Regions from separate parts of the Homo sapiens genome. Here region 2 is linked to region 1. Evidence: chromatin loops called from intact Hi-C (ENCODE). Cell type or tissue: PC-9. All regions are shown on one strand. Links, peaks and the distances in the headings refer to the core of each region. The heading gives the core; the rest is flanking DNA.

Region 1 (4,380 bases), core at 381-4,380:
AATATTTTAATTTTTTGTAGAGACAGGGTCTCCCTGTGTTGCCCAGGCTGGTCTTGAGCTCCTAGGCTCAAGTGATCCTCCTGTCTCGGCCTCCCAAAGTACTGGGAGTACATGCGTGAGCCACCATGCCCAGCCAATAGTACGGATTTTGTGGGACCCTTGTGAGCATTCAACGTGAAGACACTGGACCGTTCTGGAGCTACGTCTGGGGTGGGGCTGACAGTGGGGCTGACAGTGGGGCTGTGCCTGTATCTCGTCCCTTCTTGGCTGGCAGCAACTGGAGGAACAGCACCTGCCACACCTGCTACTGTCTCCCCAGACTCCGTGGCTCAGCTGTGAGCTGTGAGGGCCCCCTGGATTCTTGGATTTTCTCCACATTGTCACTGCTCAAATAGCTGGCCTTGCTGCTGGCAGAGAACAGACAGGGGATGAGGAGCTGATATTTGAGGAGGTAAATTTAAGCAGCAGGTTTACAATATGTTTTATGAGCTTGGCAGGTGTAGCTGAAGTGGGTGTTATCAGTAAACACAGCAATGGCATTGACCACGCTGGGCAAATAGCCTCGAGGAGCTTACAAAGCCTTGGAACGTTCCCACGAGGTCTCCATTTGGAGCCTACATAGTGCAGTATACTGGATCTGGGGGTCAAAAGACCTGCCACTCAGCCAGGCTGGTGGTTCACACCTATAATCCCAGCACTTTGGGAGGCCGAGGCAGGAGGATCCCTTGAGCCCAGGAGTTTGAGACCAGACTGGGCAACATAGTGAGATCCAGTCTCCACAAAAAAGTAAATTAGCTGGGCTTCGTAGCACATGCCTATAATCCCCGCTATTGGAGAGGCTGAGGTGGGAGGATCACTTGAGCCTGGGAGGTCAACACTGCAGTGAGCTGTGATTGTGCCACTGTACTCCAGCCTGGGTGACAGAGGGATATCCATTCTCAAAAGAAAACCAAAAAGACCTTCCTCTTGTTAGCTATATGACCATGGATACGTTAATTAATGGAACCCACTGTTTCCTTACCAACTGTTTCCCAAGCCCCTCAAGGTTTTGTTGGCAAGAAGAAAATGTAACAATAGACCAGGCATGGTGGCTCATGCCTGTAATCCCAGCACTTTGGGAAGCTAAGGCAGGCAGACCACTTGGGGTCAGGAGTTCGAGACCAGCCTGGCCAACATGGTGAAATTCCATCTCTACTAAAGATAGAGGTGGAGGGTGCAGTGAGCAGAGATCACGCCACTGCACTCCAGCCTGGGCAAAAAAGTGAGACTCTGTCTCAAAACATAGAAAAGAACAAAAAAAAAAAAAAAGAAAGAAAGAAAATGTGACAATGGCCAGGAGAAGCTTTGTAAGTGATGAAATGCTAAGCTTCTGTGAGGAGATGGTGATGATGATGGTGATGGGTGAGACAATGTAGTGTGGATTCTAGAATCAGAGGCTGGGTGATTTCTGGCAAGTTGCTTAACCTCTCTGAGCCTCTTATCTGTAAGATGAGGATAAAAGCAATATCAGTCTTATTAAGAAGATTACACATGGTGTATTGAGTTGAATAATGTTCCCCCAAATTTATATCCACCTGGAACCCTGGGAATATGACCTTATTTGGAACCTTTTTGGGCCTTTGCAGAGGTATGCAGAGGTCATACTGGATTAGCGTAGGCCTTAAGTCCAATATGACTGGTGTCCTCCTAAGAAGAGGGAGATTTGGACACAGAGACAGATAAACAGAGAGAACACCATGTGCAGGTGGAAAGAGACTGGTGTGACATGCCCATAAGCCGAGGTGCACTGAAGATCGCCCGCCTCCAGCAGAAGCTGGAAGAGGAAAAGAAGGATTCTCTCCTAGGCCTTCAGGAGGAGTGTGGCCCCACTGACACCATGGGTTTGGATTTCTGGCCTCTAGAGCTGTAAGAGAATACAGTCCTTTTTCTTTTTCTTTTCTTTCTTCTCTTTTTTTTTTTCTGTTGAGACAGAGTCTCTCTCTGTCACCCAGGCTGGAGTGCAATGGTGCGATCTCAGCTTATTGCAACCTCTACCTCCTGGGTTCAAACGATTCTCCTGCCTCAGCCTCCTGAGTAGCTGGGACTACAGGCTCCTACCACCATGCCCGGCTAATTTCTGTATTTTTAGTAGAGACAGGGTTTCGCCATGTTGGCCAGGCTGCTCTCAAACTCCTGACCTCAGGTTATCTGCCCGCCTCAGCCTCCCAAAGTGCTGGGATTACAGGCGTGAGCCACCACGCCTGGCCGAGAGAATACGTTTTTGTTGTTTTAAGCCATGCAGTTTGTGGCAGTTTGCGACGGCAGCCCCAGGAAATGAATGCATGTGATAATTCAGAAAAAGTGCTCCATGCCATGGTGCCCGGCATGTAGTGAGTGTGAAGGGTTAGCTGTGATTATTATTGTTATCATTCTTAGTATTATGGTTCAAGGTCGGTTGTGATGGCCACAGATTTGGTCACAGGGAGACCCCTCCAACCTCCCTGGCCTCAAGTCTTACTGGGGGTGGGATGGGTTCCCTGGTCTTGGTTTCCCATGAGCTCCTGCCTGGAAGGGGTGGCTGTCCCTGTGGCAGTGGCTGACTTCCACGGATCCCTGAGGGGAGAGTTCTGTTGAGGTTGGTGGGGGTGCCCTCCAAGACTCCTGGTTGTGGGGAGGGGTGGAGGCTGCCTGGTGTGGCAGCTGCCCAGGGCTGGTTTCTGGAGCACAGCTCAGCAGATGCCTCAGGAACCTGTCTGGCAACAACATTCCTCCGCCACTCAGAGCAGCCAGCTGTCACTCGCAGCCCGTGTGGTTTTGTAAGGCGCAGACAAGGAACGTCAGCTGCTTCCCAGCAGGGCCCGTGAGTCACTTCGGCAGCTCTGAGCCCAGAGTTTCCCCTGTGGCGGCCAAAACCTTTGCCTCTTGGCCCAGCTTCTGTCCTGTGACCAAAGGCGGGTCTTCTGAGGCCTTCCTCAAGAGGAAGCCAGGAGGGGCAGGCCCCAGGATCCTGAAGACACACGGGAAGACAGATCCCACCGCACTTCCTTACTTCCTCAGGCTTCTGGGTTTGGGGCAAGGAGTGTCGTGATTTGGGTTGACACTTTCCGGGCCTCGGTTTTCTCACCTGTGAATGGGGATGTTGTGAGAACTTGATGAACTATTAGAAGTGGGAGCACCCTCCCCTTTCCTCTCCCCAGCAGCTCAGGTAGCAGGTCAAATGGTTCAGAGCCACTGGTAAGAGGATTTGACCACATCCTTCCTGTGGGTACGTGGATGGCCACTCACTAACATCAGGACCAAGGAGGCCTCAGGAGGAAAAGGGACAGCACTCCTGAAGACCCTCACCCCAGGTGAAGTTCAAGAATGTAAAAGCCTGTTTGTAGCAGGGGTGACCCAGCCGAGTTCATCCTCAAATGGACCCCGGGGTATCCGGGCAGCACTCGCCACAGGGCACAGACTTAACCCAGGCACCAAGCACTGCATGTGTGCCTGAGGTGGGGGAGTGGCAGGAAAGGAGTCTGGGGGTGTTTGGGGGTGTGTGTGTAGAGAGTCAGAAGAAGTTGGTGATCCCAAGGACCCAGGCAACTTGGCCGTGGGACAAGCCATGGCTGGGTGGAGTTGAGGGAGTAGACAGATATTTGCTCCCCTTCTCCCAGGCCCCGAGTGGAGTGTTTAGCAGGAATACCCACTTCACTTACGTTTTTGGAGCCTCCGTTTCCAACATCAGGTGCAGCAGCCATGTGGGGGCACCCCCAGCCTCCCTGGTGAGGGTGACTAAGGCATCAGTGTTGGTCTTGGAGGGCATCCTGGTAGAAGAGTCAGGCCAGGTGCTGATGTGGTCCCAGATCAGCCAGGTTGGGGGTGATGGGCAGAGTCTTGTAAGCAGCCCCTCGGGCTTTGGAAAATGCTTGGAGGGGATCCTAGAAAACACGTGGCGGTGGTGGGGTGCGGTGTGGATCTCTAAGCACAGAGATGTACCTGTGGCCTTGAGCTAACAGAAGCAACCCGGAGCTACTCTGGTTACAAATGAGCACAATTCTGCCTCCAGTCAGCCTCCCAGGACCCCCACAGCCTTGGGCACCATTTATCCAGGTGGCTTGTTTGCCACCGGGCTCTGTGCATTGCAGGACTTGTTTGGGCAGAGTCTGTTTCTGTGGGTAGAGACAGGGCTGATGTGAGAAGCAAAAGGAGGTCACCCCAAGTTCCCAGCCACAACAGACTGCCAGCATCAGCCTCCAAAGATGGTATCACCCCAGCCTGGACAGGGCCAGGCCTGCGTGTCCTAGAGCATGTGCAGAACTCTGTTTCTGAAATTCCTTCCTACCTAAGGCTGGTTTCAGTTCCAGCCATATTTGAATTTTGCTGAGTTTGAGTGTCTGCTGTGCACTAGGTTTTATAGCG
Region 2 (4,380 bases), core at 381-4,380, 190 kb after region 1:
AAGGGCACCCCAGGCAGAGGGAACAGCATTGGCTGAGGTGGAGAGGTAGGGCATGGAGCCATGCTTGGAAGGAAGTGGGATCTAACTGGGCAGCAAGGGGCAGATTCTGGAAGATTTTGAAAGTGTAGAGTTTGGGCTTAAATCAAAGGTACTGGGGAGCCAGAGAAGATGTTTGGGTAGGGAGAGGCCTGATTAGCCCTCAAAATGTGGTCTTCAGACCTACAGATAGCCTGAGACCTGCTGAATCTGAATGTGTATTTTAATAAGATGCCCAGGGGATTCCAGAATTGGAGGTGTGAGAAGCCCTGGTCTAGACGCCAGGGACTTGTACCAGCAATGATGCGGAGGGATGGGCAGAGGAGTAGAGGGGAAGTTGGGTCCGGATGGGGCCTCGAAGGAGGCAGATGGGGGAAGAGCGGGGGAGGAGACTTTGGTCCAAGAGACCAGGAAAAGGGCTGGGACACCCCACCCCCCACAACCCGACAAGTGAAGGTGGGGACCGAGGAGAGGGGGAAGATGTCTGAAACGTCCCTGAAGAATCGGGGCACAGGATGGGGTGCAGATCCGGAAGGCAGAGAAGAGACTGCCCTGTGTGCAATGGAATGGGGGCAGCTCTGTGTCATGTGGGGAAGCCACAGGTCCCCCCTGCTTCCCAAGGCAGCTGGAAACACGTCGTTGGGGCTCAGCAGTGAGGGACTGGGGTCGCCAGGCCCAGAGAAGGTCATGGCATCATTGGCTGGCGACGGAGTCCAGAGATGGTGTGGGGAAAGCAGAAAGCTGAAGGTGCAGGAAACCCTTCGTTTTGAGGGACAGAGGAGAGGGGGCAATGCTGCTGCACCCTCTCTGAGCCCGGAGTCTGTGATCACAGACTCTGGGTTCAGGCCAGCTGGCCTCTACTCCCAGCCGGCCAGCTGGATGACTTGGGCAAGCATCTCTCCATCCATTTATCTCCTCGCCTGCCAAGTGGGGACCAAAATAGCACCTTCTATTGGGCCGATTAAATGAGGCCACATGCGTAAATCTTGCAGCCCAGGCCTGGCAGACAATGGGCACCCCAATGCATTGGCCAGGGCACTGTTATTCAGAGGGGCCTGCAAAGGAGGTAGAGAGGAGGCTGCCGGGGAGGTAGGAGGAGATCTTCAAGAACATGAGAGCCTCAGGACAGGGATAAGGGGTTAGGGCATCCTTATTGTCTGCTGTGACTGAGGCCTGGGGGAGTAGGAAGACATGGTGGGGCTGGGAGGGCTAGGAGGAGGTCTTCAGCCCCTTTTTCTATCTCTAACCCTCTGGCCAGAGCAGCAGCATTTAGTGGGAACCAGCCTAGCAAACAGTGAAGAGCTGTCCCCACCTGTGCAAATGGCCATGAGCAACCACTGCCTGCTCAGAAGTGGGTTTTTTCTTTGTTTTCGAGACAGGGCCTCGCTCTGTTGCCCTTGCTGGAATGTAGTGATGCAATCATAGCTCTCTACAGCCTCAATCTCCTGGGCTCAAACGATCCTCCCACCTCAACTTCTCAAGTAGCTAGGACTATAGGCATGCCCCACCACACCAGGCTAACTTTTGTATTTTTTTGGAGAGACAGGGTCTTGATACGTTGCCCACGCTAGTCTTGAACTCCTGAGCTCAAGCGATCCTCCCACCTTGACCTCCCAAAGCGCTGGGATTACAGGTGTGAGCCACTGCGCCCAGCCTCAGAGGTGGGTATTTTTTAGACAAGAGCAGTTCATATCCAGGCTTCTCCCCTTGCAAGCTGAGTGACCATATAAATCATTGAGCACAATGCAAGGCACACAGTAGGTGCTCAATAAATCTTGGCCAACATCATTATTATTATGATAAAGTCCACATGAATGCCAAAGGCCCAGAACTCCACCATTTGCAGTTTGCAGAACCCTTTCACATCTACTACCTCCTCTACAAAACAGTGATGATTGTTCCCATTTAACAGAGATGAAAACTGAGGCTCAGAGAGAGGAACTTCCCAAAGCTTTGCAGCAAGTTGGCAACAGAGTCAGGACCTGATCTCAGACCATGTGTTTTGCGGCCAATGTTCCCAGCCACCTCCCTGCTATCTCCTGTGGGAAAGCCTCCTGGACACAGGCGTGGGGGTACCCATAGTCCCATGATAACGCCATCTCCCATCACACCCGCCTCAGGGCCCAGGCCCAGCAGGGATTGCGTTGCACATGTGACTCAGCCGCCTTCACAAAGGGAGCTGTGTGTCTGGTTCCCTAGGCCCGCCTCCCCCACCCACTGCCCATCCCCCAGTCAGGGAAAGAGCAGGGAGCCTGGCCTAGCCAAGATGCGGGGGAAGCAAGGTCATCCTCATCGCTAAAACGGGACAAATCTAGTGGTGCTTCAGGACCAGCCTTAGGATGCAAGCCTTGGTGCCAGCTCAGATGATAGAATGAAAGGCCGGGCACACAGGAGGGGCGAGCATGACCAGGTCCAAGACATTTTCTGATACCTTATTTGGAGCTCCAAGGACAGACTCCATCTAACTGGCTCCCTTGGTGAGTGGAGCCTCGGCAGGTGCCCTGCCCATGTTTAACCTGCATCTGGTTTCAAAAGCGCTGGAGCTTGTGGTCAGGGAGGAGGCACTCCCCGGATGCCAGTCGGGCTCCTGCGTCCACACCTGGCTGCAGCACTGGCCTCTATCCACCCCACCCCCGGAAGGTTCTAGACTTGGAGCAGGTGAACCCCTGTTTAGCACTTATCCTGTGCTAGGCAGGTGACTTGCATTTTCCCCCACAACCCTGTCAAGGAGGATTTGCCCCATTTGTGAGAGGAGAAGACTGAGACTCAGAGAGGGAAAGGGACTGACTCAGGTCACACAGGATTAGAGCTGCCTTATTTAAGTCCTGCTTTGCCCCTCCATACCATCTTCTTGGTTCCAATGGCAACTTGACCACATGCCAACAAGAAATGGCCTTGAGCCAGATGCAGACAGACGTTCTCCCTCCCCCAGGGTCACCCTGTCCCTGCCCTGCCGGGAAAGGGCCACTGCAGAATGCAGTTCCTTAGGGTTCAGGCTGGCTGGGCCTCCAAGGTCCACCCCCGCCTGCTGACCTCCCCAGCGGGGAAGGCATGCCTGGGTGCCCCGCTGCCTGAGATAGAAGGTAGACAGTGTGGCCGCCCCGTCTTCCTAAGCATGACGGAATGTCTGACCTTTTGCCTAGCCTCCCAAGAGCACTTGGCAGGAAGGATGGATCCATCCAGAACAGGTCATTCTGGCCATACCCCTGCCCCCAGCCTTCAGAAGCCCCTGAGCCCAGAGCAAGGCTGAGCCACCTCTAATAAGCCCTTCCCTCACCCAATCACATGCCTGCCAGCCTGGGCCCCTCTTGCAGTGTGCACGGCTGGGCGTCCAGAAGTCTGGGTTCTTCGGTGAGACTCTACACATCCCTGCATGTCACGGTGTCCTCTGCACCTCAGGGTATTGGAGCCAGAAGCACAGCCCCTCCTCCGAGTGTGGCTCCTGGGATGATCCCTACCTGGCGCCCAGCTAGAAGCAGCCTTGTCTGGAGGAGCCCCAGCGGTTGGGGGGCTCAAAACTGCCCATCACTCCACCTAGACGCCACCCAGCATCACCCTGAAGCCCTCTGAATAGCCAATCATGAGATTTTGCACCAAATTAGAGCTTTCTGTGCCTCAGTATCTTCCTGTGTAAAATGGAGGTATCCGCCTATCTTAGAGAGCCTCTGTCACTGCCACTGCTGTATCTTTGGTTTAGCATAAACTCCCCACTCTCTCTCTGGTTTTTTGTTTTGTTTTTTTTTTTTTTTAGAGACGGGATCCTGCTCTGTCACCCAGGCTGGAGTGCAGTGATGCAATCAGAGCTCCCTGCAGCCTCAAACGCCTGGGCTCACATGATCCTCCCACCTGAGCCTCACGAGGAGCTGGGATTACAGGTAGGCCACCACACCCAGCTTGGGTTCTCTTTTAAAATCCAAATTCCCCCAGTGGAGAGGGCAGCAGAAGAGGCCTCTGACTCCTCTGTAGAAACCTCCCTTCCTGAACTAGGGGTCCCAGCCTTGGCATGGGGTCACCAGCATCCCCTTACCTCAAGACCATCCTACTTGCTGCTCTTGCCCCTAAAATTGTGCCTCTTGCATCAGCAGCTCCCTTGGCCCTGGCCTGTGAGGTCTGAGTGGCAGCTGCTCGGATGCCAGGCCTGGTGTCAGGTGCCTCTGGTCAGGCAGTGAGGCATCGTCGCTCCTGTGCCAAGGGAGCCAAATGAGGCCCAGAGAGGTTTAGTGACTACCCACAAGGTGGCACAGCAGTGTGCAAAGATGGCAGGACTTGCTCCAACTCGAAAGGACTGTGTATCATCTCACTCGATGCCACAGTGTTCCTGGAGGTCAGCTTTGATCTCCCCGT

The links. A loop is a pair of places that touch in the nucleus more often than their neighbours do. Peaks named below come from ENCODE experiments on the same cell type or tissue, not always from the same donor. Only the 100,000 strongest peaks of a DNase experiment are listed, where the experiment ranks them.
Region 2: it touches region 1 in a loop (5-fold over the local background); 1 of 110 quality-filtered maps calls a loop at or near these places.

What each region holds. Positions count from the first base shown.
Region 1 is chr16:57,814,943-57,819,322 of GRCh38, reverse strand. It overlaps LOC388282 (a long non-coding RNA gene), which reads right to left. Exons shown (of 4, transcript NR_169553.1): 3 at 3,678-3,899; 4 at 2,371-3,103. It also overlaps a transcript of KIFC3 not described here. Among named protein-coding and RNA genes, the nearest start is that of KIFC3, 15 kb to the right of the region's middle. RefSeq lists an enhancer at 2,067-2,612. In PC-9, for the core only: no CTCF peak of the experiment used is centred there; DNase peaks (open chromatin) are centred at 532 and 2,812; H3K27ac peaks cover 2,107 bases.
Region 2 is chr16:57,621,529-57,625,908 of GRCh38, reverse strand. It overlaps a transcript of ADGRG1 not described here. Among named protein-coding and RNA genes, the nearest start is that of ADGRG1, 4.9 kb to the left of the region's middle. RefSeq lists enhancers at 1,238-1,532, 2,786-3,640. In PC-9, for the core only: no CTCF peak of the experiment used is centred there; DNase peaks (open chromatin) are centred at 1,418, 2,178, 2,548 and 3,838; H3K4me3 peaks cover 2,120 bases; H3K27ac peaks cover 3,610 bases.